Linked DNA regions of Homo sapiens: region 1 is linked to region 2. Evidence: chromatin loops called from intact Hi-C (ENCODE). Cell type or tissue: PC-9. All regions are shown on one strand. Each heading gives the region's core, and the rest is flanking DNA. Links, peaks and the distances in the headings are about the cores only. Region 1 has its middle 69 kb from the start of MTRR. Region 2 overlaps SEMA5A (semaphorin 5A).

Region 1 (15,886 bases), core at 2,969-10,968, 1.1 Mb before region 2:
TGGAAGCAGCTTGTGTGTTTTAATCTTGGAAGCTCAGGAATTCCACCTGGTCTGCACCTGCAGAAGCTACAGTAGGCACCCCACCTTGCTGCTGATGCAGTTTCTGTGCCATTGCTGGTGGAGGCAGCGGAGCAGAGGCGCAGGCACAATGAAGCGGGGACGTGTTCTGCAGATTGCTGCTAAACTCGCCTTATTCTGACTTTTGGATTTCATGACATTCCAGGGAGCTACCTGCCATGCTGTTGGCCTGGAAGCCCACCTGACTGGTCCATAGTGACGTCCTGAAGAGCCAGTCTGTAAAATAACCAACAACTTGTTTAGCTTTTGGATAGACTCCACACCTCCTCTTTCTCTGCAAAGAAAAATCTTGAATATTTATGGATGACAATTAGGGAAAGTATTGAAAATAGTGAAATATAATTAAAAACAACATGTATTTTTCATGTTATGAAAAATATTGAAAGAACTGATATTAATGAAAATTAATATTTTATTTTCCATCTCCCCAGTGTAACTAATTTGTGGCAATCACCCCCTACCAAGAGCAGTAATGCTGTGTAAAGCTGGCTTTCTGGAGTCCGCTGGATCCATACGAAGTGTGATCCCTGGTTTCCTCTGTTACTTGCTGCATCCAAGCCAGGGGAGCAGGAGATGCTCAGCTCTGGTGCCTTTGATTTTATGTCAGTGCTGCCTTCCTGCCTGCTCAGTTCACCCACCCCCGTTTCCCTCCGTATGGAGGCAACAGCATTTCAGGATGTACCTTGGGGTGTCAGGGTAGCTGCAAGTAAGGGTTTTTATGATCCTCATGGTCTCATTGATACAGACAGGAGACAGGGAAATACTGGATAGAAGAGGGTGGGTTGCTGGCAAAGGCTCCACCCTCAAGCCTGAATACCTGTGGCCCTAAGTGAGAACAGGCATTCCTGTTTTTGTGCCCAAAAAGCTGCCTTTTGGCCCACCATGCCTTCTATCCTATACCCTTATAAACGCCAAACCCCAGGCTCCAGAAGCAGGTGAGAAGATGAGGAGACAAGCCGATAAACAGCAAAATGATGCAACAGAGAAAGAGAGAAGAGGAGGAGTCTCTGAATGCCAAGAGGAGCTTGGCTGTGGATGGTCAGAGAGGAGTTTAGCTGCTGGGTGGCCAAACTCTAGGAGAAGATCCCACTCTATCCCCCTTCCAGCTCCCCATCCATCCTACTGAGAGCCACCTCCACCACTCAATAAAGCGCCCGCATTCTCCACTCTTCAAGTCCCTGTGTGACCCAATTCTTCCAGGATGCTGGACAAGAGCTCAGGATACAGAAAGTTGTCACACTGTCCCTCTGCCCTTGCAGAAAGGCAGAGGGGGCACAGAGCTGGTTAACACTTAAGCCGTCTGCAAGGCAGAGCTAAAAGAGCATTGTAACACTGGGGTTGCAGGCACCCACCCCAGATGCTACTGTGGGGCCAGAGCCCAAAGCTCTCACCCCAGCTCCTGCACCTTCCCGTCTGTGTGGTCCCCCTCCCGTAAGGGGGGTTTGAGCTCACGGCGGTGGAACAGAGGGCAGCACCCCTGTGAGGGGATTGCATGCCCTGTGAGGGGAACCAGGGAACTCTCCTGTCTTGTTATCACTGATCATTGATAAGCATTTCAGAGTGGGATAACATCATTCATAGAGGTTCCCAAAAAGAAAAAAAAAGAGATACATTTCTCACAAACGGATCCATAACCAGGACATTTTGATTTCTTCTAGTTTTTGATGATTATGAAAAAAAGCTGCTATAAACATTTGCATGCCAGTTTTTGTGTGGTCATACATTTTTAATTCTGTTGGGGAAAACCAACAGGAGCACTATTGCTGGATCATATGATAAGGTTATGTTTAGCTTTGCAGGAAAGTACAAAATTGTCTTCTAAAGAGGCTGTATGACTTTGCATTCCCACCAACAATGAATGAGAGTTCCTGTTGCTCCACATCCTCACCAGCAATTGATATTGTCGATGTTTTGGAACTTAGTCATCCTAGTGGGTGTACAGTGGTGTGTCATTGTTGTTACCTTTTAAAATTATCATTTAGCAGAAGAGCGATTGGTTTAGAACAATTTTAGCTATATTCTAAGCTATATTCTCGCCAGCCGTGGAAGAACTTTTGTTTTCCTGTGACTCTATAGCTTTTGCTCGTGTTTTCATGCCTCTCACTCCTCCTCTTGCTGTTACATGAACCGTCATGTGGTGGGTATATGCAGTGCTATCTGCCACCTCTACTGGAACCTCTTTCATAATGCATTTCTTCTTTAGGCTGGAAAGTTTGGGGTTCCTGCCAAAACTTTCTGGGGACACTTGTCACAGTTCTAATTTCTGTATAACTTTTTTTTTTTACTTTTTCTTTTTTTAATTTATTTTTTATTATTATTATACTTTAAGTTCTAGGGTACATGTGCACAATGTGCAGGTTTGTTACATATGTATACATGTGCCATGTTGGTGTGCTGCACCCATTAACTTGTCATTTACATTAGGTATTTCTCCTAATGCTATCCCTCCCCCTTCTTCCCTTCTGTATAACTTTTTAATTTTCTTTTTATCTTTCTTTTTACTGTAAGAAATGCAATTAAAGACCAATACTTTTAAACTTCACCAAGTAATTTAATCCCTCTAAGAGGAACCTGATGTCAAATGACATTAATCACAAATCACAGTTTAATTTCTATGGTTGTTTCTGAATACAGTTGAAGATTGGCTGGTTTTCATGAGGAAGCTGGCTTTAGTCTTACATTTAAATTCTTTGAAAGTGACTTCCAGTGCTATTCAGGGTCCTTTCTTGAGGCTAGACTCATCACCAATCTAATATTGATTTTACAGTGCACTGACAGTTTACAGGAAGGAGAAGGATGGAATTCCTGCACACTGGACAGCACGTGGCCTTCCCCATAGCTCCAGTGGCATGTGGCTTTGGTGAAACTTGGGGCTTTGTCACCTCTGAATGATGTGGACTCAGTGAATTCTAAGGAACTCAGGGACACTGGTTCAGGCTCTGCCACACAGAAGAGCCACAGTCTCCAGGCTCATGGCGTTCCCTCCAGAACTCCCCATTCCACTCTGAGCATATTTCTATGCTGCTTCTTCTTGTGACTTACATGAGGCATCTCAGCTTCTTCCTGTTTGTAGGGATGTTTCCCTAAGCCTGTTCAAGTAGATTCTCACTAGAATTAGCATGCATATTGGAGTAAAAAAGAACATTTAATAAATATGTGTGTTTCTGTGGGGCCGAGGCTCTAAAGGAATTGAAAGGAGATTATAAACAGTGAATGAGTGTGAGGGCATCCCTGCTGGGGAGAAACCTCTGTCCCTAGAGAGGGTCCTTTCATGTTCATGTGGTCGGGGATGAGCCAGGGGTCTGGCCTCATCGGCTCACAAGTGACACCAAGAGAAAAGAAGCAAATGGAGGAAATGGTCAGATAAGTAGGTGATGTGAAAGGCAGGACCTGGTCACCCCAGCGAGCACTATGGCCAGTTCCCGGGTCCCGTGACCCACTGCACAGGTCCATGAGTCTGACTCTTGGACTCTGCCAGGATCAGCTGCCCAGAGTGCCAGAGTTTTCGCCAAGGGTGTCCTTAATTCCTTATTTATCAGCAAAAGAATGAAAATCATGGGAGTCAAAGCTTATTTTTCTGAGTGTTCCCACTGGAGTGTCTGGTGGAATTAGTGGGTCATGCCATCAAAGTCATGAACAAAGCCTCAACAGGGGTCTCCATGTCCCCAACTGGCCATCTAAGGGGATACATTGGCATGCAATTGAATATCAAAGGAAATTTTACCTCAAAATATATCGTCTATACTCGGCTAATCATTTTGTGTGAATACTTTCTTAATGAACACTGAAGGTGCAAGCTTGATAATGTTTGGATTTGCAAATATCGTTAGGATACTTGAAAATGTTTTTCTAACTTTCAGAATAAATCAGGAACATTAACACTGTCACACCACTTCCTGCACCAATTTTGCTCCGTGGCCATCAACTTTCTTTAGCCCCAGGGTGTCTTTTACAGTTCCATGTTTTTTTGTGTGTGTGTGCACGAATTTTTAGAGTATCTTTATTGCTTTTACCTGAGTTCAGCATTTCTGCCTCAAAAGATGGTTATGGGGTGCAAAACAGCAGGTAACAGGTACCACTAGCAGATACAATGAACTGCGTCTGACTCAAAGCAGTTGTTCTCCATTTGGGGGGGCTCATACTTTAATCCCATAGCTCTAGTAGTACATTTCTGCATAAGTAGAGTATTCCAATGGCAACCTTAAATCAACTCATGTGCAAAAACTTTGTCATTCTTTTTAAAATGATTGCATTGGTTCTGTCCAGTACATCTATTTGTTGATGGTGTACTTGGTGATTTCTCTGGACACAACATAGTCAATATTTGATTACCAATCAGCAGATTATCTATGTCAGACACCAGAAAAACATTCTGAGTCCCCTGCTTCTCTGATCAGTGGGTGTGAAATGGGAGAAATAGGGTAATATTCACTTTGACCTGAGAAATGCACAGACCGTAATGTTAAATATTGGACAATGCATTGTCATGTTGGATACAATATTTGCAGACAGGGCACTATTTTAGAATTTATTTCTGCTGTGCTTCTCCATCCAGGCCATGAATAGTAATAGATTTATAGTTGATTTAAGAAATTTTTGTAACTCAATAAATACTGAACTAAAGCATTCAAATTATCTGCTTTGAAACTGTAAATTTTTGTTCTAATCCTAACTCTCTTCTTTTTGGATACTGAAAAACAATGAAGGTGATGCATTCTCCCAGCCTGATTGCCTCTCTGCAATGTCGAAGTATTGGCAGTGATTTCTAAAATAGCAATATTTTATACACTTTTTAAAATGAGCTTAATATTAAAATGAATTATACATTTCTCTGAGCAGATGGAACAATGTTTTATTCAATTTTACTATAGTTTATTTTCAGAAATTTGATATAAAAACATCAGGAATAAAAACCTGCTCTCTCCTGAAAATATGGTTCATGTAGAAAAGTGGCTTAGAGATTAATAGAAACTTAATTTAGAGACTGATATCAACTGCACAGTTACTAGTAAATGTCATTTCATATAGTCTGTTCTAAAGATCATATTAGCTCATCCACTAAAAAATCAAGCTTATTACTCATGATAAGAGTTGATATCAGATCTAGCTCAGATAAACTTATTGTACTATGTTGACAAGATAAAGCTAGCTAGTCAAGAACACTTTCACGAAAAAAGAGAAAAGTAGTACAAATTCTTTTCGCAATGCTAGTGGCAAAAAACCACTCTATGATATTTATTAAACTAAAATGTAGGTCAGACAAGAAATTGTATTCCACCTCTTATTTAATTAGTAATCAGAGGTCAGCAGTTCAAATGTGCTCCCTTTCCTTCTCAACTGTTTGGCAATTTAATGCTATGTAACGTGAAACACGTAAAATGTCTCAGTGTTAGATAAAGAGTCACAAGATAGAAGGGAGATCTGGATTCTGGAAAATCCAGACTTTCCTTCTAACCTGTTGCTAAGAAGATCACATTGCTGGCTTTCATCTCTGTAAGTGTAGACAGCTCAACTTCCTACAAGAATTTGCTAGTGCCTGTTTAAGGTGATGGTTTATCATTTCACCTGGATGTTACTGGTTTCAATTAGAAGCAGAGGATTGACTGGATGTACTTTAAAGAAAATTGATTTTATAATTCTCTTTGAATTCAGAATAGAAAATGAACAATGAACGCATCAGCACTCTCCACCGTAGTGCCAGAAGAGCTGCAGGGGGTACTTAGAATTTAGTTACAGCAGGTTAATCCAGTATTCAGCATCCCAGAATATGATGTCACTCTAATTTTACACCTTCCCAAAACAAACAAATGAATAAACAAACAACTTCCAAAACCACTGCAGTGTTTTACACTAGGAATGTCAGCATGACGCCTATGGAAATTGGAATGTGTTACTGTTTCTCTTCAGACAAGTCCATAGGTACAGAAGAAAGCAGGCACAGGTGGTGACAGCTGGCACAGATATGGTGCAGGGCTAAATGAGAGTCACCTAGAACATTGCCTGATTTTTACTTTTTAAAGTCAATTTCAAACTGCTTCACAAGTTTACAGAAGAGCTCACCCTTAGTTTTGCTTTCTCCCAGTACGGTGACTGTTGACCGACATAAAACTTGAACTTAGGCACTGTTAAAGGTAGTACACTAAGCTTCAATCTGAGCATCTAGATTCAACACTGAAACTCTATATCACCTGCAAAAATATGTGTATATTCAGTCTAATGTAGAATTCTTTGAGATGTGTGACAACACCCTTGTGTTATACCACTTCGTGTGACTTCTGAAGATATCATGACATTCTAAATGCCTCTTCCTGTGTTAAATCTCTGTTCCCTATTTTGTGATGTAACTCTTTACAATTGTTTCATTTTGTCATCGGATGTTCTCTAAAGCCAAATTCAACCCTTGATAAATGTGTGATGTCCATGGCAATAGGAAATGCGTGACAGGGTAAGCTGGCCAGGTTTTCTATTTATAAGGAGTTGGTGTCAAATTGATATGGTTTGGCTCTGTGTCCCCACCAAATCTCGTGTCAAATTGTAATCCCCAAGGTTGGACCTGGGGCCTGGTGGGAGATGACTGGATCATTGTTGCGGGGGAGGGTCCTTCATGAATCCCTTGGTGCTGTTCTCATGATGGGGCTCTCAGGAGCTCTGGTTATTTAAAAGTGTGTGGCTCCCTGCTCTCTCTCTTACTCCTGCTCTGACCATGTAAGGTATGCCTACTTCCATCCCATCACTTTGGGAAGCCAAGGTGGGCAGACCACAAGGTCAGGAGATCGAGACCATCCTGGCTAACATGGTGAAACCCTGTCTCTACTAAAAATACAAAAACATTTTCCGGGCGTGGTGGTGGGCGCCTGTAGTCCCAGCTACTCGGGAGGCTGAGGCGGGAGAATGCCGTGAACCCGGGAGATGGAGCTTGCAGTGAGCCGAGATCGTGCCACTGCACTCTAGCCTGGGAGACAGAGCGAGACTCCGTCTCAAAAAAAAAAAAAAAAAAAAAAAAGATATGCCTATTTCCCCTTCTCCTTCCACCATGATTATAAGTTTCCTGAGGCCTCCCTGGAAGCAGAGGCCGCTATGTTTCCTGTACAGCCTGCAGAGATGTGAGCCAATTAAACCTCTTTTCTTTATAAATTACACAGCCTCAGGTATTTCCTTATAGCAATGCAAGAATGGACAAATACACAGATCCTCTTGAGGAATGATGTATTGAGTTGGGTTATAGTCACCCTCTCTCCAGCACACTGAATTCTTCTTTTTCGCATAAACTTGTTTTGTTTTGAATGAATTCCTGCTATCAATCAGCACACACAACACAAACATGTCTGACTAAGGAAAATCACTCCATTGAGTGAGAGCCTTATTTCAATATTCATAATCCCTTAAAAAATATATGTACACTCATACATCCATGTGTGTTTACTAAGGCCCTCTTGAAATGAAGGCAAAAAGAAAAGAAAATGCCCAAACGCACAGCTATATGAGCTAATGAAGCAAGCATATTACAGTGATTAAACTGTATCTTAAACTCTAAATAATAAAATATTGACATTTTGAAGAATTTGAATAACAGCTTACACTTTTTTTCTGTGAGTTTAGAGGTGAATTGGGATGAAGAAGTGTGTCCTGACACAATTTGCTTTTGGGCAACTTTTTTTTTTTTGAAACTTCCTTTGCAACTCTAGTGATCTATATTCTGAAATGATGGTTTCATATGATGCTTTTATAGGTAAATTTTTATAGAATCTGCTTCATTTTTTCCTAAATAAAATTTGAAATATAATCTAAAATGTCTGTCTGTACCTACTTGAAATACGTAATGTAAGTTTCCATTTAAATTTTCACCTGTAGCCCAGCTTATTCAGGATAGCAAAAATGGTTGCATGCACTCACTGCATCACTGTAAAAAGTCAAATATAAGAGGAAATCATTCTTAAGGTAATATCTGGACCAGTTTTATTTTTCTGGAATATAGTTGATTTATTATTTTCTATAGGACACATACAAATAGAATCTGAAATTACTTTTCTCTGATTAATTGGTTTTGCATAAACTTCCTCGTGGAAACATGAAGCTCTCACTGTACCCCGGAAATCATAGTTAGAACCAGGAAATGATAACATAATTCCGGGCATTGCAGAGCTCTTAAGGTTTCTGTAAAGGAGAGCTGTGGACTCACGGGACAGCATGTCTCTGAGAAGGGGGAGAACTGGACAGGGGAGAGAGTTGGAAAGGTTGTCAGAATGCTGAAGGAAGAGGTTCTTCTTGTTTCTAGCCCAGGGGAGAGAGATGGGTAATAAACAGAAAGGATTCAAATAAGCTCAAGAGTAACTTTTTTTAGCTTGTTCAATGCATGCAAGATTTCAGTTATTCTGTTTTTCTTTCTCAAATATGCAGCACCTACTCCTGGACTTTTTTCAACAAACCAGTAGTTTTGTCTTTCTCAATTTTGGTGATGGCTCAAAGGCTTTCCAGATAGAAACATGGGCATGTCCTCTGGAGCTCTGGAGCCCGTATCTGAGTTCCCAAAGAAAGATTTGGGTTTTCTGTACAAGTTTTCTCCTAAAAAGTTTAAAATAGTAAATTTATCTACTAAAATGATAAAAAAATAGATTGAGAGATTTTAGGCCTGTTTTACACAAGAAAACAAGGAGAGTTGGGAACACTTTTATATTTAGCTCTTATAGGTTAACATTATGTGATATTTCTATAGGTCTCATAACTTTTGCTTTTAGATGAAGTGGTTGTGTTTGACTTGATCATAAATGTTTTAAATTATAAGAGATGCTATAAATCCTGAAAATTTCTATAATTTAAAAATCTCAATGCATTAATTATATGACATTTTGTACTTCACACCATTAAGTCAGAAAACCCAAGCCCATCCATCAGAATTTAAATATCTTAACATTTTCCATTTTTGTGTGTTGAGTCAAGCTACAGAAAACACAGCTTTATTGTTCTTATCCAACATTTCAAATATCATCAATTCCTAGTAGAAAACTGCTAAGCAAATTAGTCTGCCAGTTCTAAAAATATGTCAAAACAGACATTGGCATTTTCCCATGATATAAGCAGTAATTTTAAAGAGTTTGTAGACTTTATCCATCCTTCCTTCCTTCCTTCCTTCCTTTTTCCCTTTCTTTCATTTGCAGTTTATTGTTGATAGAATATAGGAGTGTTTTATATATATATATATGTTGATATAGCCCCTTCAGGGTTTTGGCCAGTGGGAGGGGAGGGTGATAAGGTGGAGGAAGCTGCATCTGGAAGGTGGTGAAGGAAATGGGCAGGGGTTCTGAGCTGGGTGGTGGCCACTGATGGGGACAAAATACACATCCAGTGAGTTCCCAGAGCTCAGGGCTCCCAGATGTCATGTAGCTCATTCTACTGCTCACCATCCACATGGCTGTTCAGAGGTTATCACCTCCCTAACCCCCGCAGTCCTTCAAAGCCCTCACTCTTGCCCTACAATCCTTGCTGTCCCCCTCCTCTCTTGCCTGGCCCTCTCACCTTTGTATTGCCAGTATTGAAGTGAATGAATGGCTTTGTAGTAGGTCACTGCAGTCTAAGCTGTCTATGGTCATCGGATTGGGAATGAAAACTGAGAATGCATCACCTTTTTCATAAGGCTCTCCTGACCTATTGGGGTCAAAAGATACAGTCTAAATTAAACCTTGTACTCTCAGGGGTGCCTCCTCCCAGAAACATTCCAGGCAAAACATTTTCCTTCTGTTTTTTTCATGATTTGCTCTTTTACTCAACTCCCAGAAGAGCAGAAGAGTAGCAGTAATGGCCCTGTGGATGCTGATGCATTTCTTGGCAAGGCTGGAACGAGGAATCTGATTTGGGAGGATGGGAGGAGCAGAGGAGATTCACCTAAGCCATTCAGGACTTGTGATACCTGTGCCCAAGCACCATCAAGTCAGGACATGTGGACAGCCGTGGGGCCATCATGGTCCACTTTGATTAGCCCACAAACTTGAACCTGAGCCTCCTCCTCTGGAGGCTTCAATCATGGACAGCAGCTCCTTCTAGAGCGGTCCAGCATGCATGTGTCTTTTCCTACATCTTCTCCAGCTGCGATAGCACAATGTGGAATCAACCATGCATGCTGACTCTGCCAGAGACAGAGACTGTAGTGAGGAAGGCTACAGACCTCCTCCCACATCTGTGCTAAGGGCAGCTCCAGTGCAAAAGTTACTGCCTGCTGGACAAGTCTGCCTGACACATAGGCTGCAGGGAGGGTAATCTGAGCTGTGATGGATATTTCCTAATTAAGTAGCTCCTAGTGCCTAATCTTCCTTAGTGAAATTTGAACTCCATGACCTTAGATAAAAAATTGAGTAGAACTCTTAAACTTTTACCCCAAGATGGGTCCTCACTATTGTAGATATGATCAGGCATGAGAGCTGGTCTGTGAAACATTGGAGCTATGTCCTGGGGTGACCAGATGTCCATCTAAAATACAGGTATTACTTTTTGAATAAACTCCAGGGACCAACATATAGACTTCCTGGTAATTGCACTATAGATCCTGATGAAAGGCGTCCAAAGATGTCACTCAGGTTTTGTATGAGAATTGTAAATCCAGTGAGGAATGGAATGCTGAAAAAGAAAGGAGAGTCTAGGATGAGTATGATTCCAGTGGACCTGATTAATTTTGGCCTCTAATATAGTGGGGACAAAGGAAAGGAACAAAGAAACCCCAAGTAAATCCTTAGCCAACAGAGATTCAATAAAAATAAAAAATTGAGAATGCTGATTTTTATAAAACTAATATATTCCTAAACTTTTGAAGTTGATATAAAAGTGGCTAAAGGAAGCTCAGGAGACATGATTTATATAGGCATGCAATATTTTCTAGATTTGAAAGGCTTTTGTTAACTCCCTCACAAGAGACAAAATATGTGATCCATACATAAGGTGATAGGCAAGAGCATTTACAAAGGTCTGTGAGAGGAAAGCGGTCTCTAATTCTACAACCAGCTCCTAGAGTATAAAGGTTAGCAGTTGGAGCGACTGAGTATATCAATTCCTTTCTAATGGCTGGGAGAAGGAACAGGTTTCAGGGTAGCCAAATGTGAGAGCACAGTGCTGTTTATGCCAGAGGGAACCAAGGGAAAGAATAGAAAGCTCCCTGAAACCCAGCTGTAATCCAGGGAACAGGATTACATTGCAAAATAATCATGCACGCATCAGTGCACTTGAGAGGCATCCTCTAAGCTGGGGCCAGGCCGGGCATTATCCATCCATTCAGCCTCCCAGGAGAAGCTCTGGACCTCACTGGGGACAGCACAGGGCAGCACCTGGGAAATGTACATCTGTGGTTAGAGACAGGCAGAGAAATTGAAGTTGTTTTAAGGAAAGAATAATATAGAACAAAAAGGCCAAATGCTTGGAGCAAGACCAGCCCTCATCAATTATAAGGTCCTTGCCTGGCTCTGCATTTGAGTGGTTTTTTGACCTGAATAAATTTGGGGAAATTTGAAAACGAACTCGTGCCAGCCAAATGCCTGGAGCAGTGCAAATGGAGTCACATATGCAAGTCTCAACGTGAACTGAAAATATGATCTTACATCTGGTTCTGCCACCTTAACCATGCTGAGAGATGCTGAAACACTCACTGCTTCTAGCTTGGAGTATGCCAAGAAATGGCAGAGTCCATTTAAACCCACAAACTTTTAGTAATTCAGGAGATGCAGTGTTGATACAAGGAAGTAAAAGATTCCAATGATCTGCCTTCAAGAAGTTCACAATACAGTTAGAAAAACAGAGACCCTACATTTACTGTTACACCATGGCCAGAATTACACCACCAGTGTGGACCTCCTGTGCCCTGGGAAGCCTGGAAGGGGAGTGAATGGGTAACTAGGAGCAGTGTAATTTCTTAAGCGATTTGATCTTTGAGGGGAACTCAGGTCTTTGAGATCGTTTACATTTTAAAATTTAAAATTTTACAATGTAAAATTTACTGTTACATTTACTGGGGTGCAGCCTAGTGAGCCTGCTGGTGCCCTCAGCTGCATGAGCACTTCTGCTCCAACCCACCCACTTCCTGCCACTCTCCCAGAGGGAGCCGGGTGAGAGAACATTGGCGTGTACACTGGATATGAAGTGTGGATGTGCATGAGTGAATTCTGGATTCGTGGGAGAACAGCATCACATAACCATGTGCAGTTTGCAGACAAATGTGGGATGATGTGTCCTTGAACACAATAATAGAATCACTGCATGTGTAGAGAGTGGTTCTGAAAACCTTTTCATAAAAGCGGAGATCACATGGGAAATGACTGGATTAATGAGGACCAGCGTGATGGACTTTTTAAAGGATTTTAGTAAGGCTAAGAAATGCCTACGCTGAGATGTGACTGGCATTCATTAAGGAATGCCCAAGTTTAGTCCTTTTCTTTTTTCTTCTCATCGTCCGTTTCTTCCTGTCTTCACAAAATGGAAGGCATTTATCAAATCAGGTCAACTGACTGCATCCAAACATCTCACTGCTGGGGAGGGACTGGCACCTACCTGGATAAACATAATTTCTCAAAAGTCAAATCTTTCACATCAGCTGAATCTCAGTATGGATCTATTCTTGGTAACGGCAATCTCATAGAAAGATATTACTTTTCTGAAAATTCAGTCATTCGTCATATGCATATGAAAAGTAAGACTTTGCAAAGCTTAAACAAATTTGTTAATTGTTAGCTACCCTACTCTTCACTCAGTAGGCTTAAACGAATTTTCTAAGGACTAACTGTCCTACTCTTGGCTGAGTATTCTCATTTGTGAAGCACTAGATGAGGAGTGATGTCGTGCAGAAGATCTAAGTCTACTGTGTACAGCTCTGAAGTAACAATCGAGGAGCGTCCTCAAGGCCTTGTTGTGAAGTTGCCGTGGGGATCACGAGGGAGCCCCATGAGATAGAAATAATTGGCTACTTTCCTGAAAAGGTAGGAGTTGAGCAAATCCTGAAGGGCAGATGTTGACAATCAATAGTTGTGCTTTTTATGCAAAGGAAAGAGTATTAGTGGATGAAAGGCAGTGAGATTGCATGTGTCATGTTGCAGTGGTTGGTGGTAAAGAGATGAGTTTGACAGGGACAGAGCATTTCTGTGGAGAGAAGCATGAAGGAAAGAGAGGAGTTAGACCTGGAAGAACCTCACAATGAGGATTTTGTCTACCTTTGTCGCAAAACAAAAAGAAAGAAACAAAAACAACTCTCACTTCTGCAGACAAGTGGCTTTCACTTAACTTTTGTTTTATGTTGTAGAGCTTCCTTCTTTCTGAAATAGAAACGTTTATGTGGAACACAAATATGTAGGACAGTTAAAGGCCGAGCCAGTGTGGCCATGGGGTGGGAAGGATGTGCTTTTCCTGCCCCATTACCCATGGGCCAGGGGCTGCCAGCACCAATAGAAACCTCCAATCAAATTGCTATTTCTGAAAGAATCTGCACCCTGGAAGCCCTCCCTGGGAAGTGATAATCCATTCGTAGAGCCAGAGGCAATGACTACAGCACAACCAGGTGGAAAAGGTTTTGTAATTGCAGAGTGAGAGAAAGATGACAGGTGCATTGAGAGAATGAAAACTCCCTCGGGTGGGAGACTGTGCTTTTTTGTTATAAATGGACCCTCTGTTGTCTGCGTCAGCAAATGTCAAATTGCAAAGCCTGCAGATCAGGATACTGGGGCCAGTGCTCAGTGCTTAGAAAATAACCAACTGTCCTGTTTATCTTAAAACTCATCACTATTAACTTTACAGTTTAGTCAGGTTATTTCATTTCAGGAACTACAGTTTGCCAGTGTAGTAAAATTAAATTGGGACCCAGGTAACAACAAATCCTACTGTTGGGCTGTGTAAGAATTTGGGGAGCTTTTGAAGGTCATCCTTTGTGACAAACTATCAAAGTCATTTGGAAACAACAATGAGATATTACCCAACTCAGGTGGAGATAGAATTTTGCTCACTTTGGCAAGGATAATTCTGCCAACAGAAATAAAAGATTAGATGCTTGGAAACAACGGAGAGGAAGGGGTTGAGGGAAAAATCCAGGGCATGTCTGAATCGTCTGAATCCTGCGTTCACCTTGTCAGACCTGGACACCAATGTCTACAAAAATTTGACAGCCTAAAGTGGAAAACCAAGTGAATATGTCTAACTTTCAAATGGATGCATTAGAAAGAAGGTTGCCAACTTTTGTCTCTTTGGGAGAAGATTATTGTATCCACTAAATCACCTTTGGTTTACCTTTTTGGTTTACCTTTGGGTTTACCTTTTTATGATAAGATGGGTTTTGAAACACTTTCCCATAAGAAAGCTGGTCTATATTGCTTTTTTTTTTTTTTTTGGATAGAGTTTCCCTCTTGTTGCCCAGGCTGGAGTACAATGGCATGACCTAGATTCACTGCAGCCTCCGCCTCCCGGGTTCAAGAGATTCTCCTGCCTCAGGCTCCAGAGTAGCTGGGATTACAGGCACCCGCCACCATGCCTGGCTAATTTTTTGTGTTTTTAGTAGAGACAGGGTTTCATCATGTTGGCCAGGCTGTTCTTGAACTCCTGACCTCAGGCAATCCACCTGCCTCAGCCTCCCAAAGTGCTGGGATTACAGGTGTGAGCCACCACACCCAGCCTACATTGCTTTTATAATATCATCTCCAAAGTACTGCCGTCAGCATGCCCCACATCCAAGCTTTCCAATTCCCTGCAGCCCACTCTAGTAACACTCAAAGAATAGCTCTAAGGAAATAAAAACTACAGAAAAAGTCGTGATAGCCAACACTTTAACATAAAAAATGCCTAAAACCTTTTAAACTAAATTGTTTCTTAAAACAGAAGATTTTGCTAATTAGAATTAAGGCAGACTGTACTGAGATTATGTCAAGGAAAGCATTTTTGTCTGTGTTTAATTTACTACAGTTGTATTTAATTACACAGTTAAGAAGAGTAAGGAAAGTCTCAGGAGGGTGATCTTCGAGTACTCAACACCTAGGCATAAGAAACTTTGGAGTTTCCTGTATATTCTGTTTTTCAGACACACAAGGTCTCAACCTTTGCTATAAAGAGATACTACATTTATTTTGAATACTGAGAAAAATGACATTCTTCAGTAAATGCACATGGCAACTCATGTATAGAAACAAGCTCCTTGTTCAATGGACCTTCCAGTAACCATGGCAGCCACGAGTCTCTGGGATCATTTCCCTTAGATGCTGCCATGAGAATTCCAGTCTGTGGAAGATGGCACTAACATGGAATGCCTTCCTCCTCAACCTCTCAGCAATGTACACATGCCAACTACAGAAAAATGCTGAATAAGTTATAGTAAATGTAAAATAAAAGTGCATAGCTGAGATTGCAATAAAGAAAAATAAAACCACAGGTACCTAAAATGAGTGGGGATTTCCATCCAAAGCTTGAGTGGGTATTGAGCATGTTGAACATGAGAGTGGAACACCTCTGTGGAGACATCAGAAGCAAAGATTGTCTTGAGTACTAGATATTCAGTGTTCCTACAAGGACAGTTATTTTCTTGAGTTTGGTGGGAAGAGACTAGAATTAAACCTGTTTATGTAAGGCCAGAATATAAGGACTAAAAAACATCTGTTCACTGTCTTTTTTTTTTTTTTTTTTTTTTTTGAGATGGAGTCCCACTTTGTTGCCCAGGCTGGAGTGCAGTGGCACCATCTCGGCTCACTGCAACTGCCGCCTCCTGGGTTCAAGCAATTCTCGTTCCTCAGCCTCCTGAGTAGCTGGGACTATAGGCATGGCCACCAGGTCCAGCTCATTTTTATATTTTTAGTAGAGATGG
Region 2 (15,886 bases), core at 2,528-10,527:
GTTCACCTACAACTTTGAGTCTAAAGAGGGAAAATGGCTTGCACTGCTCCCAGAGAGAGAAGATGAATACAAGTAAAGTGAGTCCCTGAGTCATAATAATGACAACTACACCATCGTTTATTGGGAACTTACTGTATATGAAGCATTGATGGTGTATCTTTCAATTTTATTATCATTCATGTTCTTTCTATATGTTACTGCTTGATGTAATGATGAGGAGTTTGAGCTTCAGGGAGGGGGGATAAGGAAGTCAGGTGGTTGAGCCATTTATCATTTCTGGATCTTCAGGCTTGCTTAAGCCTGTCTTTCGGAGTTTGAAGTCAAGCCCCTGCCCCAACTTCCTTCTCCATCCTCCCATGTCCATTCGAAGATGTGGAGTAGAGCAAGGGAAATTTCTCTTCATAAGGCAGAATCTTTATTTCACGTGACCTTCCTGAATATATCTAATGCTCAAACAAAACATAGCAAAGTCTTTGTAACTTATCCAAATTTTTGTGAAATGCCTGATTTAAAGAACTTTTCCAAAGAATTATGGTTTCAAGTACAAGCAATAATACTGCTTACATAAGGAAGAGAATGACAAGCCCAAATTGTATGCCCTATTATAAAAATCTCATTAGTAACTGACAGTGTTCATTTGTAATGAGCTTATCCCATGTGTGCATACTAACTGTTGCTGAAAATGGTCTGTTTGACTTTTCTTTAAGGAAGATGAACATTTTCCCTGTTTATGGGATACACTTACTGAAAACATCATGTACTAATTTCAATTATTCAAATTTAGACTAGACGGAACCTGTGTCAATGAATTATGCTGTTGAATTATAACAGCCAATATTTGTGAAAGAACAACATCCCATGCAGACACCCTCTTTTCTTTTGAGAAAGGCCCACCAAGCCTGGATTCCATAAAGTATTCTGGTCTCAGGAAAGAGAATAGTATGAAATAGATTGTATTTTTTTTTCCTTTTGGGGGAGGGTTAAGATGAGATGTAAGAAGGTGGGTGGGGAGAAACTCCAAGGTAGGAAGCCACACATGGCATTTCTCCTGCTCAATTTTCTAAGTTGATATCAAATATGGGGCCAACAAATGACCTTTGACCCAACTTCATTTATAATCTCTTGGGAACTGTGCATTTGCTGTGTCCTCCCAATCTCATGCATTTACTTCCTTAAACTTCTGTCTCTGTAAAGGACTCAATGCAGCGTAGAGAATAGCTATTTAAAGGGCATGGACCATGCCACCCCTCATTTTATCCCCGCCTGTTAGCACAATGGATGCTGGAGCTTTTCCAACTATCTGTGAAGATGTGAATGTCTTGTTCTGTGTTATTTACTCTTAGATTGTCTCCAGATTTTAGAATAGGGGTGGAAAGAACTCTAAATGCAGAGTCAGGACACGTCTTTGAGCACAGAGAGTTGGAAAGTGTATTTTAGTGAAACACTTTCTAAAGAGCTCACAGAGATTAAACAGGTCACCAAGATTTTGGACAGGAGTTTGAAATTTACTTAATTATTTCTGAGAACAGGGCTGGAGGGAAAAGAGTCTTGGTGGGGATTTGCCACACTGGGTTTGAACCTGGCTGTACTTGTTTGGGTCCTCAAGGCATCTTTCTCCTCTCTGTAAAATCTGGGAATTTAACTACTATCATTTCACCTCAAGATAAATTCAGGGACCAAGAAAATTCCATTGTTTCACAAAACACATTTTCTTGGAACTTCCAGCTAGAAAGGAAGTAGAGAAAGGAGGGCAAATATATTAGTCCAAAGGGAGGGTGATGTGTTTTGTGGCACTGGGTGGAAGAGGCCCTGTGAGCTGTGCTGTTGCCTGGAATTCACTCTCTAAATGGCTGCTCCACTGTCATCTCCCATGTATGTTCCTGATGGGGATTTCCAGACATGTTGCTGCCACCAGCATCCTTCTCTCAGGGAAGGGTAGGTTCTTGTCACCAGGAGGCACAGAACCTCAAGAGAAGCACCATGAAACCAGGTAACTTGCAACTACTATAGGAAACAGGAGACGACTTAGAGCAATTCCTAGGCGGGAGAGAGGAAGCAAAGTGAGTGGACAGGAGATAGAATGTAGATGTCTTCACTACCTATGCATTACTTTCAAAGGAAACATGGCCCGTGAATCCATCCTTGTGAGGAACAGCCAACCCTCTGGCATTTAGGCAAGGCCACTTAGATTAAGAATTAAAAATCATATTTCAGCAGTTTTCTGTTTCCTATGATAAGGCTCATTTTCAAAATATTACATTTTATTAAACATAATTATATTTGAGCTTCATTTCCTCCATCATGCTTTTAGTAGCTCTAGTCTTAAGATCTCTGCAACACCCAGATCTATGTTAACCAAACGTGAACTTGTGGTTTCAGTCCTGGGTCTCAGTCTGACTGCAGGGTAAGAGCTGCAAATGCTTCCAAGAAAAATGTACAGCAAGCAGAATAATGTGACAAAAGCAATCTCTGACACCACTTTGACTTTATAAAGAAAATCATATCTACTTTATAAAGAATAAACCAAGAATAATTTCAGAAAAGTAATAGTTTCATATTACTTTAAGGGAAATTTCCTTTTAGACTAAATATCCATAATTGTGCAGTCAGTACATTCAATCCTTTATGCTGTTTTTCCCAAATGGGGCTTGAGGAGATATTTTAAATGAAAAATTACATCATATATTTCAAGTAGGTCCAGAAAGATATTTGAAATCATATTTCAACCTGTTTCTTAAAGCAAGTGAATGAAATGTGGAGGACCTGGATACACAAGCATTTTGTGAGACCATCTAAATATCAGAATATATATTACCAAGATTACAAGTGTTCAGGAACAAAAAGGCAAGAAACAAAATTATGGTATGACACTGTAAATTCCATTCACTTTCTAAACTAATAGCCAAATATAGGTTATTCATGTAATGCTTTAAAATTTTAATTTTTCATTGCTTAATGAAAAAATAAGTAATTTGGGGGTTAAAACAGTTTAATCTTTATAACATGCTTCACTAGTTCATATATTTATATAGTTGTATTATGTTAATTTTTGGCCCCATATTAAGTGGGCTTTTTCAGCTTTTTGGTCAACTGAAAAATATATATAAAATAATTATACACATATACTTTTATGTATACATATATGTGTATATATGACATATATAAATACATACATATGCATGTATATTTTTTCCTTTAATGGGATCATGAACATTGAAATATGGCTTTCACTAAATAGGGTGGTCTTCCTGGGTCAAGCTTCTTATCTTTGTGTTCATGCTGACTGACAGCAGTTCATTCAAGAAAAACCTTGTTTTATGCAAAGAAGAATGGAATAGGGTGTGTTGGAGAGAGGGTAAGTATAATACAACTCAATGCATCATTCATCAGCTCAACCTGATACCAACTCTTTGTAAACAGAAAGCCTAATTGGCCTTCCTTATCACATATTTCCTGTTGCCCATGGAAATATTTCTAAAAGTGCTTTAATACATCCTTATGTCATGTCCTGGCCACCATTCAAAAGGCCTGAAGATAAACAGGAGTGTTATGAGTTTTCCTCAGCAGGAAGTGGTCTGCACTTCACTCTGATGAAATTCATTCCTTTGAGCAGTGGCCATTGCTTAGCACCTCTGGGGAGACCGCACACTCAGAGGCAATACAAAGAAAAATGCCACTAAATTGTCCCCTAAATGGTAGGATTTATTTCAATGCTCACATACAATTGAATGAGACAAACTATTTACATAAAACATAAGTACAAAAAATATAATACAATTTATACTGTACACAATCAGGATTCCCTTGTTTTGTTCCCCCCACAAATGGCAGCTAGAGATGGTAAGAAGGGGGTTGGTAGGAAAGTGTGACTGCACACTCAGCAGTGCTGAGGATAGATCTTCAGAATGCTTTTTCATAAAGATGAATAGGGTTGAGATACAGAAACTGTCAATGCACCAAGAGCAGTAAGAGAGCACAACATATTCACTTCTGTAATAATAGCTATATATTTTTTCTTATAAACGTGTTTGTTTCTCAAAGCTGAGGCTTGGAGCAGGTGTGAGTTGCCTTCCATTGATTGGTTAGGTGACCTCCGCCCACCCCTGCTCCAACTTCCATAGTTGATCCAATGCAGCAGGTAATGAGTTTCCAGTTGCCACAATTGGTGTCTTAAGCTGATTTCAGAAAACAATGCATCTGTCAGATGTCATTAAGCAACAATCTGGGATACAGACCTAGACAGCTCTCAGGAAGCATTTACAACCAGTGAATTGATGGACAGGAAAGATAAAAGTCATGAACATTAGAAATTTCTATTGCGCACATGTAACAAGAAGGTTTTGAAGAATATCAATGCTTCAAATGTAAGGATTGAAAGAAAGTGTGGTGTGTCCATGGCCCCCTTACAAAGGACCCAGCAATCTACAAGTGTTCTAGCATAGCAACCCAAGATCCATTTTCTCATTCAAACAAAGGGGAAATGTAAAGCTATCTCATTGTTTTAAAAAGCTAAATTATAATTAAGATACATTGTCTTTTAAAATTAAATTTAAGATCAGTAACTGTCTGCAAGCTTACCAAGGGCTGAAATTGGCTTTGGAGGAGTTTCACAAAAAAAAAAAAAAAAAAAAATCTCAAGTTTATTTTGTGTTCACAAAACAGCCAACAGCAAATTAACGCAGAATGAGGCATTTAACATTTGATAACATCTTTAAAAGTTACATCAAGCGGCATAGCACAAAAGTTTTGCTATGCACTTTTGAAGAATCCAACATTGGACCAAAAGTTTGTGCATTTTCTTGCAGATGATGTAGAATCTCAGTGGTGAAACTAAGTGCTTGGGTTAAAGATTCATACTGTGCTTTGTTTCAAAGTGCAGAGGTTCAGCTTGCTTTTGGCCAACAGTCATGGTAAAAGAGAAAAACAATCAACTTCAGCAGAGATAATACTATTACTTTTCTTAACCCAAATTAAGAGTGACAACTTTTGTGAACTTGTGAAGCAGTTTTGATATAAACTTAAAAATAATCAGGCAATGTTGTAGGTGGTTCTCATTCCATGCTCACTGTATCTATACCAGTTGTCACCAGCCTGTGTCTGATTTTCCTCTATCTATGGACTTGCCTGAAGAGAAACAGAAACAAAAACCTCTAACTTCTATAGGCATCACGTTAACATTCTTATTACAGAACAATCACTATGATTTTTTTTGGAACATGTAAAAATTAAAGTGATGTTAGTTTCTAGAAGGCTAATACTGAAGTCACCTCTCTTCTGAGCATATGTTGTACCTATTCTGGTTCTACATCCCCAGTGAGGGCAAAAATCACATCTGAAGATGATGTGCTTCTTGGTCATTTTCTATTCCTGAGTTCAAAGAGACATAGGAGAATAATTTTCTTTAAAGTAAATCCAATCAATCTTCTCCTTCTAATTAGACCAATAATATCCACATGAAATGATAAATGATCATCTTAAACAAGGCACTAGCAACTTTTTCTAGGAAATTAAACTACCGCACTTACAGAGAGGGAAGAAAATGATGCTCTCATTTTAGCAACATGATAAAATAGTTCCGATTTTTCAGAGTCCAGATTTTGCTCTCAGCTTGTATTTATCAAACATTTGAATCATTTTATTACTGCCATTCATCTAACATTTGGAATATTTGGCATTAAATTGCCAAAAGGCTGAGAAAGAACAAGATCACATTTCAACTACTGGCCCCAGATTTTAGAGCAAATATGAAGGGGTGGAATAAATTTTCTTGCTTGATTGACAGTTTAAGAAACACAAAAGAGTGATTTTCTACCTCCTCTTTCCTCTTTCCAGATCTGAAAGTGCCCTTGACTAGTTCCTGCCATTGCGCCAACACTGTAAAACATGTTTGCTTGAGCAAGAATTGATATTGACTCCGATTGCAGGGAGTAAGCTTGATTGCCTTTCTATGGCAGATATGAGCTAATATGATCCATCAAAAAGGCTGTGTTTTGAGACAGCTTTCACTAGGAAGTATACATTTTGTGCCAGGCTCTGAATTGGTTTTGATAATGCCCTATGTCGCTTGCAATGTGAACTCTATTTTCAAAAGTGGATAGGATTCCCTTCCTCATGCTTCTGTAACATGTATCAAATTTCTGATAATGCAACAGATGACCACTGAGTATATCTTTGATCTATCTGCTAAAACAATGTGTACAATGCATCTTTAATATAAGTCCATAGGAAAGGAGTATTTAAAGAGTCGTTTTAGAAATCATCACCAGCAGTTCAACATTACATCTTATTTACCTTTTCTATTACCAAAAGAGAAAAGAAGCAAGGATTAAAGCAACATATTTTCCTTTGCTTTATTAGGTTAACAAGCAAGGATTAAAGCAACTTATTTTCCTTTGCTTTATTAGGTTAACATAGCAGATAACCTGAATTCCTTGGCTTAGTGTTTGTAGAGTTTAAAAAAAAATCTTTAAATCCATTATAATTAATGACCTCAATAGGGCAGAATAGCAGAAATAAATTTCACGATGATCCCCTGTCCCCAAACATTTTATCTTACATTGTGCATGGCATTCCCTTTTATGCGTTTCTTAGGTCAAAGTGAACATTTCTCTATGTTCTCCCATTTCACCCACTGCCCAAAGAAGTAAGGGGCTCAAATGGCATCTAGGGTCTGATAAGATAAGCGTAGGTAATTGCAGATAACCATAGGTAATCAAATATTGGTAACGTTGTGTCAACATGCTTCCCCAAGTGCATCAGGAAGTGATGAAGAAGTTAGGATGAACAAATGGGCTAGGCAAGGCCAAGGCCATCTGTAAACTCCAGTTTGTACCATATCATAAGTGGTGAAGAATTTGCATATAGTTAAGGTTATTAGTACCGTCATAGAAATTGATTATTGGAGGTGTGGGGCTTAAGCACAGCCCTGCCATGTGGAAAATGGTTATGCAGTCGCTGTTAATTTTATCAACCATTAGTACCTGTTGCCTCTGGTTCTGTGTTCCAGAGCCATCTCTTGAGATAGAAATGCTGAGGTCAATGGAGTTACCCCCAATGACACACACAAGAAAACCCCATTGAAGTGTAAAGGATACCCGGACCCTAAAGAAAGCTGATGGTTCAGGGACAAAGTTGAAGAAGTATCTTGACAGTATTGGGGAAATATTTATGATTTATTCTAAAAGCAAAAGGAACACTGCAAATAAGCAAATGAATATTTGTAAATTCAAATGCTAACAAGGCTGTGTTTAGACAAAACGATTAGCTGAGTATAGACTTGATATATGTTTAAGGTAAAATTCCCTTTGATATTCAATTATACGCTAATGGATCCCCTTAGAGAGCCACTTGGGGACATAGAGACCCCCCGCTAAGACTTTGTTCTTTTTTTTTTTTTTTGAGACAGGGTCTCTCTCTGTCACCCAGGATGGAGTGCAGTGATGTGATCTCAGCTCACTGCAACCTCAACCTCCTGGCTCAAATGATACTCCCGCCTCAGCCTCCCAAGAAACTGGGACCACAGGCACGCACCACGATGGCTGGCTAATATTTTGTATATTTTGTAGAGATGGAGTTTCCCCATGTTGCCCAGGCTGGTCTCAAACTCCTGAGCTCAGGTGATCCGCCCACCTTGGCCTCCCAAAGTGCTGGGATTATAGGCATGAGCCACTGCACCCAGCCTTTGTCCATGATTTTGACAGCATGACCTGCTAATTCTACCAGAGACTCCAGTGGGAACACTCAGCAAAATAGGCTTTGACTCCCACAGTTTCCATCCTTTTGCAGATAAATAAGGAAGTAAGTACACCTTTGGCTAAAACTCTGGCACTCTGGGCAGTTGATCCTGGCAGAGTCCAAGGGTCAGACCCATGGACCTGTGAAGTGGGCAACCGTTTCCGGGAACTGTCCATAGCACTTGCTGGGGTGACCAGGTCCTGCCTTTCACGTCACCTACTTATCCGACTATTTCCTCCATTTGCTTCTTTTCTATTTGCCATCACCTGTGACCCGATGGGGCCAGACCCCTGGTTCATCCCAAACCACATGACATGAACGGACTCTTCCTAGGGACAGAGGTTTCTCCCCAGCAGGGATGCCCTCACCCTCATTCAATGTTTATCGTCTCTTTTCAATTCCTTTAGAACCTCAGCCCCACACATACATTTATTAAATGTTCTTTTCTTCTCAAATATGAATGGTAACTCTAGTGAGAGCCTACTTGAACAGGCTTAGGGAACCATCCCTACAAACATGAAGAAGCTGAGATGCCTCATGTAAGTCACAAGAAGCAGCAGCATAGAAATATGCTCAGAGGGGAATGGGGAGTTCTGGAGGGAACGCCATGAGTCTGGAGACTGTGGCTCTTCTGTGCGGTGGAGCCTGACCACGTGCCCCCTGAGTTCCTTAGAATTCACTAAGTCCATATCATTCAGAGGTTACAAAACCCCAGTTTCACCAAAGCTACATGTCCCTGGAGCTACAGGAAGCCCACATGTTGTGTAGTGTGCAGAAATTCTGTTCTTCTCCTTCCTGTAAACTGTCAGTGCACTGTAAAATCAATAGTAGATGGTGATGAGTCTGGCCTCAAGAAAGGACCCTGAATAGCACTGGGAGCCACTTTCAAAGAATTTAAATGTAAGACTAAAGCCAAGCCAGCTTCCTCATGAAAACCAGCCTATCTCCAACTGTATTCAGAAATAATTTTAGAAGTTAAATAGTGATTAATGTCATTTTACATCAGGTGCAGAAAGGTGTAGCTTAAAACTATGTGTTGGTTTTTGTTCCACTTGTACCAAGAAAATAGGAAGAAAGGAAGAATTAAAGAAAGAAGAAAGGAAAGAAGAAAAGAAGGCAGGAAGGAAGAACAAAAGGAGGGAATGAAGGACAAAAACAAAGATAAAGAAAGAGAGAATGAAAAGGTCATTCAGGAATTTAAAATGTGAACCGCAAAGTTTCACCAGGACTTCCAAACAGCCCAGGCCTAAGGAAGAGCGGCTTTATGAAGGAGTTTCCAAGACAGGTGAGAGATCACACTGTGAAAGTCCAACATGTGAGGGTTCACGCGATAAGCGTGGAGTACAGAGCCAGAACATGTGAACGGTAGCTACACAGTGATGGACAAACACAACTTATTCCACAGCTGGTAAAATACTTAGAATATATCTGAAATTATCTAAACACTTGCTATTCTGTCAAATAAGAGAGAGAGAGAAAGGAAGAGAGATAAACAATTTTCCTTTGAACAGTGTGGTACGAAACAAAAATGGGATTCTTTTGCAATGCTAATTTCAAAGGTTTGTTTATATTATTAACAACATGAAGATCCTGTAGTGAGGGAGGGTGTTTTTCCCAAGTCATTGCAAAAGACTCATTAAAGACCAGCTTCGATGCCATTTAGAAACCATTTCCCATCAATTCCAGTGAAACATTCTTGAAATATTAGAATCCTCTTTACCAGGGAAAATAAAATGTCCCTTTAAGCTTACAAACTATTAGGGAAGAAGACTCAAAAATAACTAAAATGTGCTACAAAGTGAAAATGTTTTTTTCTTACAAGAAACTGATGAGATGAGTTGAAATATCTGATGATGAAAATCCAGCCGAGGAACAATTGGAGAACCATCCGGCTAGATTTCCCCTACTGAGTATGGACTTTGAGCATGTGCATATAGACAGAAGACTCTGACATATGAGGAATGAGTGAGAGGCAACATGAAGTCCCCACTGCAAAGACCCTGAATGTCATTAATCCAAAATAACTTACAGAGCCCACCTGCCATTTCAATACTGTGTCATCTCTGTAAATCTGGGTATATGAGAATATTTTGAACTCAACAATATTCATTATTAAACATAGAATTCTTCTAACACTTTCTGAAATTGTTTCTTTAAATTAGAAACAAAGATAAGGGTAAAATCACATATGCTAATAAAATTCTATGTTCCTTAGTCCCCCTACTATATTTTCTTTCATAGATCCGAAGGTTCATTTGTAAGAACACGTTTCCGTGTCTACCCAGGACTTTATCACATGCTCAGAGGCATCAGATGAACTTTTTCAGTCGTGTTCTTTTTTTCAATAATTATTCAACCAACTGCCATAGGTTATGTATTGGTTGTTTGTGAGAAAATTATATATTTTTTTCCAGGGACCTCTGTGAATGGTGTTAGCACACTCTTAAATGCTTATCGATGATCAGTGAAGAGACCACAGGGATCCCAAAAACCCTTACTTCCAGCTATCCTGACTTCCCAAGGTACATCTTGAAATGCTGTTGCCTCCATGCAGGGAGAGGTGAGGGTGAATGGACTGGGTGGGTGGGAAGGCAGCACTGAAATAAAAGAAAAGGCACCAGAGCTGAGCATCTCCTGCTCCCCTGGCCTGGAGGCAGCAAGTAACAGCAGAAACTGGGGGTAGCACTTCGTGTGGACCTGGCAGACTCCAGAAAGCCAGCTTTACATGGTATTAATGCTCGTGGTAGGGGCTGATTGCCACACATTGGGTATATCAGAGAGATGAAAAATAAAATGATTATCATTAATATCAGTTCTTTCAATATTTTCAATAACATAAAAAGTTGCTTTTAGTTATAATTTAGTATTTTCAATACTTTCACTAATTGACATCATAAATGTTCAAGATTTTTCTTTGCAGGGAGAGAGAAGGCATGGAGTCTATCCAAACGCTAAGTAAGTGGTTGGTTATTTTACAGACTGGCTCTTCAGGACGTCACTATGGACCAGACAGGTGGACTTCCAGGCCAACAGCATGGCAAGGAGCTTCCTGGAATGCCATGAAATCCAAAAGTCAGAATAAGGTGAGTTTTGCAGCAACCTGCAGAACACATCCACGCTTCATTGTGCCTGAGCCTCTGCTCCGCTGCCTCCACCAGCACCAGCAATGGCACAGAAACTGCATCAGGAGCAAGGTGGGGTGCCTCACAGTCTACTGTAACTTCTGCCGGTGTGGACCAGGTGGAATTCCTGGGCTTCCCAGGCAAGATGAAAACACTCAAGCTGCTTCCAAGAATCCCACAGCTTTATCCAGATTTGGAAAGTTGGGCAATCCATGGTGAATAATTGTTTGGCCACATTCTTTTTCTTCATTTTATGAAATATTATGGACCTATGCACTTCTTGTGGAAGGAGCAGGTCTTTCAGAGAAAGTGCCTATTTTCTTGAATTACAACATCATGAAGATTTACACTCCAAAGTTCTAAAGAAAGACTCCTTCCAATGTGGGTGGCACATTTATAAAATAATGCTCAAAAAACAAACCAATGGACTTGTCAGAAAAATAGGATGAACACAATTAAAAACTTCACACCCTGGCTCATTCAACAATGGTCAAGATTTTCACGATGTCTTATTTCAATTTTTGTTGCTTTTAAAGACGTGTATTTTTGGCAGCAATGGGACACTCTGGTGGCTTGAAATGCACTTGAAATGTATCCAAACTTCGACTCTGAAGCCTCAGAAACATGGGCAGTCATGGGGCACAGGCCTTGAGGAACTGGGGATTTACAAGAAGCCAAAAACATGAAAGCTGTTAGTACTCATCATAATTATTGAGATCTGTAAAGTAGGCATTAGAATAGGTCTTCCCAGTGAGATGTGGGTTGAAGTATTTGTTTCTTTCCTCTAGGATCAAGTTGTTTTTGTTAAATGCCTGGAAAATATATTAAAAAAAAACAGGTTTAAGAATGCTGAGTAGCATTTCAGAAATAATATAACAAGGATGACTATTATGTTGAATTTGAGCTCTCTGCTAAGACTCCATATTTTAAAATATGTTTTCTTATTTATTTGCTTCCCCAGATTATTTGCCCCATGGAGGACTTGCCTAATTACCAGAATAAGGTTGGCAGTTTGTGATATCTTCTGGTTAAGTTTTCAACTTTAGTTATGAAGTTACCACGAGAAGCAGGAGGTAAGAAAATCTAAATCTAAATCTCTAGAAAACCTAAAACTATAATGATTTCAAATTAACAGACACTTTGACTGTAACTGAATATATATAACTAAATTCGTATTCATATAACTGAATAGATATATAAGCAGCTTTCAGATGACCATGGGTGAGGACATTTATCGGAGACCTTGATGGAACTTATTTAAGTAAGGGCCTCAGGTTTCAAATGCCTTAATTGCTTTTCATCCTGAACTTATTAGAAGGTGATCACTGTAGCCATTTTCTATTAATAGTCATTAAAGTCACCTGCAGTTTCAAAGAGCTTCAACTGAGCCAGGTAGAACATATATATTGAGAGGATTAAAATGAAGATGAAGGAGGGTGCCCAATGGCCATCTGTCCAGGGTTAGTCTGGGCAAAGTATCAGACAAATGTTCTAGAAGGATTCGTTAAAGACTGGACAGCTGTCCGTACCTTCAACGTCCTTTATCTTCATGAGAGAAACATTTCTGATTATCTTAAAAGTGGCTGCTGAATCTTCAGTGGGAACACAGGACTGGGTAAATTACCTTCTGATGCCCATAGTAACAGTGATCAGAGACAAGCTGATGTGTTGGAATCATGCTCAGAGGAGCCCCTTTCTTGAGATCCAAATGTTTGTTTTGAAAGCTGTTGTTCATGGAAGGAGCTCGTGTTCCTCTTTGGGCTTCCTCCCTACTCTAGGAGCTAGTTTCTGAGAGGCCAGGAGGGGCGTGTTATTAATTCCTGGTGCTTCATTCCCCAGATCTACCATCTGAGTGAGGGGAGATGCTCATGGCTTGTGGATCTTGGTTTAAGCAGGGTCCAAGGGGAAAAGTCAATTGGTGTGTCTCCATACAGGTGGTGGAGAATAGAGGCCACATGGCTAAGAGACAAGTATGGACATTGTGGCTCCTGGGACATAAGTTCTCCCAGCCACCTGAAGTCGTAAGGACTAAAGATGTTTCTTATTCTCACATAGGGAGAAAATTCAGTTTCAAAGGAAACCACCACAGCAGAGAAAGGGCATCAAAATACTCCCTACAAGTGTTAAGGAAAACCAGGCACTTAGCAGAAATATTAAAATTCACTTACCTTGATGGCCTCCACCGAGTCGTACTTGTCCAGTTTGTTGATGTGGTTGGTTATGCTGGTATTAAGGGGGGCAGGTGAGACGGGGTGGATGACAGTCGCATCGTGGGATTGCTGCTGGTACCGCTGGCAGTAAGTATAGACGAGCAGGGTGAGGAGGCAGCCGAGGATGGAGCTGCTCAGCCCCACGGCGATCATGTGGAACATGTTGAACTCTAGGGAGACATGAGCAAAGTGATGCCACACTTGAAAAGAACATCCTGCCTAGCTACTCAAAGCACTAGGATGAAAAGAGAAAGTCAAAATGAAAAGCTTCATCCCCATTCCAAAATTAAGGAAATTATCATTCTTAAGAGTCTTTCATTGGAAATGTCATGGCCATCAAGAAACTTCTACACAGGGAGCACAGGATTATTATTATTATTATTATTTGAAATGGAGTTTTACTCTTGTTGCCCAGGCTGGAGTGCAATGGCATGATCTCAGCTCAACACAACCTCTACCTCCTGGGTTCAAGCGATTCTCCTGCCTCAGCCTCCCGAGTAGCTTGGATTACAGACATGTGCCACCATGCCTGGCTAATTTTGTATTTTTTAGTAGAGATGGGGTTTCTCCATGTTGGTCAGGCTAGTCTCAAACTCCCAACCTCAGATGATCTGCCAGCCTCAGCCTCTCAAAGTGCTGGGATTACAGGTGTGAGCCACTGTGCCTGGCAGAGCACAGGATATTTTAAGTTCATTCTCTTATGAATGATAGTCTTTTGGAGTGACCTTAAACTTTAATACTCTACCAGAAGCATGTTTTTATTATTATTTAAAGGTTTGCACAACAGTGTTCTGCTTCAAGTGCAGCCTAATCCATGGTGTACAGGGTTTCTGCAGAAAAGTTTATTCATGCACCTCAATGGGTTGAGCCTCCCTGTGCAGCAGGGCTGTGTCCTGAAAACAAGGGAGAAGCAGCTACTTTTCTAATCTACTGCTCGCCTGCAAGCCAGACTGCTTTTAGCTCTCTCTCCATTTCATCCTATTTAAAATGTTTTCTATTCACATAAACACATACACTTTTCATTATATTTTTTGAGTATGAATATGCACACATTAGAAAGTACAAAAGGGTCTACAGGAAAAATAAATCCTTTCCTAGAGGTAACTATTATACCTAGAGGTAACTATTATAAGCACTTTCTCCCGTGCCCTTCCGGAGATACTCAGCACACATGTGTGCTGGTGTGGTGTAAATACTATCCTGCGTACCACTTTTCTCACTTATGTTGTATTTTGAAGGTCTTGTCAAGAAAATGGTTTACTAAAAAGAAATAAGGGATTTGTGTTAAATGAACAAAATATGATATTTTAAATGGTCATGAAATGACCTTCTTTTCCCCTAATGTTTTCCTATTTAATGGCATCTCTTCTGTCTCATTATTTTCCTGCAGTTATGAATACAAAGCATTCAGAAAATTTGCCAGCATGGACTTATATCTCTAAAATAGGATTGGCTCAAGTGATTTCAAGGCACCATACCAAGACCTGTGTTATGTCGGAGCAAACAAAAGACAACAGATATTCCTTGTGTATGTTGGTGAAATACTACTATTAAAGTTTCAAGCTTTTCCACAAATGAAGGCAGCATCTCGTCAGTGCCACATCACTGGGCTTCAGGAGAATTGGGTAAAGTAAAACAGGGCCTTATCTTCCTCTGTGTTGTTATCTTCCTCTGTGTTGTTAGAACCAAGTGGCTGCTGCCCATGGGGTACTGGCCTCATGTGCCACCTGCTCAGAGCACATCCTGAGGACACCAGCTTTCCCCAGAGTGTCTCCTCCACACACCACCAGGGTGAGGGGCAGTGTCACTAATACCTTTCCCTGACCTGTCAACCCTGCACCCAGTGAGACGATTGGAGGTATGTGCTGAGCATCACTGTGATGCTGGCAAGTCTACCTGGCTGCAGAGCAAGGCCTTTCAGGCTCTGGAGATAATGAGAAGAGCCTGGGTGCATCGTAACCACCCCAGTCTGTCTCCTCCCCAGGGATTTTCTGAGCTGTCTTCCCTGTGCTCATGATCCTCCCTACCTGGAAGGGATTCCACCCTGCCAATGCGGACCCACGGGGCTCTAATACTTGGTGTCAAAGGGAGGGTCACTGTTCAGTGAGTGCCCACCTGGCCTAGGTCTACGGGGCTCTGTTTGAGTCCTTCCTGAACCTCATGCAACCCTCCAGTGGCTGATAGGCCCCAGGGAAGCTGAACCTACAGTCAGGAGATGCCATCAAGGCCTCACCTGTGATACATGGCAGAGGTCGGATATCTCTCTTTGTCCCTAAACCCTGAACTTTTCCCTCTAAGCTGTGCTCCTTGGCTGCTCCAGACAATGTGTTCCAGGAACCCAGGACTTTGGAGCTGGATCTGCCCCTTCGGGTGCATGGACACTGTGAAGGGAGGCTGCTTTCTCTCTGACTCACTGTCAGGCAAAACTCACAACACATTCCTGACCACTGAAGTGCCAGTGGATAATGCAGTTCCCAGCACAGTCCTGATCACTCACTCACTCACTCACAACCACCTCAACTTTTCACTTCCAGCTTAGTTGGTCAATGGTTTCAGCATCTTTGGCCTTTCTTGACTCTGTCTTGAAGCCTCTAGGGCTGGAGAACTGCCAACCTGGGACAGACAGATAAAGTATCCAGGGGACATTTCACCAGCAGCCACTGGGACTTTAACTGTAACAATGACGCTATACTTAGATAAGCAAGAGCTGATTTCACACAAGTTCTTACTTCTTCTCTCTCTGACAGAGCTGTTAGCACTCTCAGGGTCAATGCCTTCTTCTGAAGGAAATACTTCCTGCTGCACCGGTAACTCATGTTT

The links. Hi-C counts contacts between places; a loop is a spot of excess contacts. Peaks named below come from ENCODE experiments on the same cell type or tissue, not always from the same donor. Only the 100,000 strongest peaks of a DNase experiment are listed, where the experiment ranks them.
Region 1: a loop joins it to region 2, with 7 times the contacts of the local background. A loop is called at or near these places in 2 of 110 quality-filtered maps.

What each region holds. Positions count from the first base shown.
Region 1 is chr5:7,930,598-7,946,483 of GRCh38, forward strand. No RefSeq gene overlaps it. Among named protein-coding and RNA genes, the nearest start is that of MTRR, 69 kb to the left of the region's middle. In PC-9, for the core only: no CTCF peak of the experiment used is centred there; no DNase peak of the experiment used is centred there; H3K27me3 peaks cover 6,007 bases.
Region 2 is chr5:9,031,349-9,047,234 of GRCh38, forward strand. It overlaps SEMA5A (semaphorin 5A), which reads right to left. Exons shown (of 23, transcript NM_003966.3): 22 at 13,025-13,236; 23 at 3,685-11,668. The coding sequence ends at 11,549. Among named protein-coding and RNA genes, the nearest start is that of MIR4636, 15 kb to the right of the region's middle. In PC-9, for the core only: no CTCF peak of the experiment used is centred there; no DNase peak of the experiment used is centred there.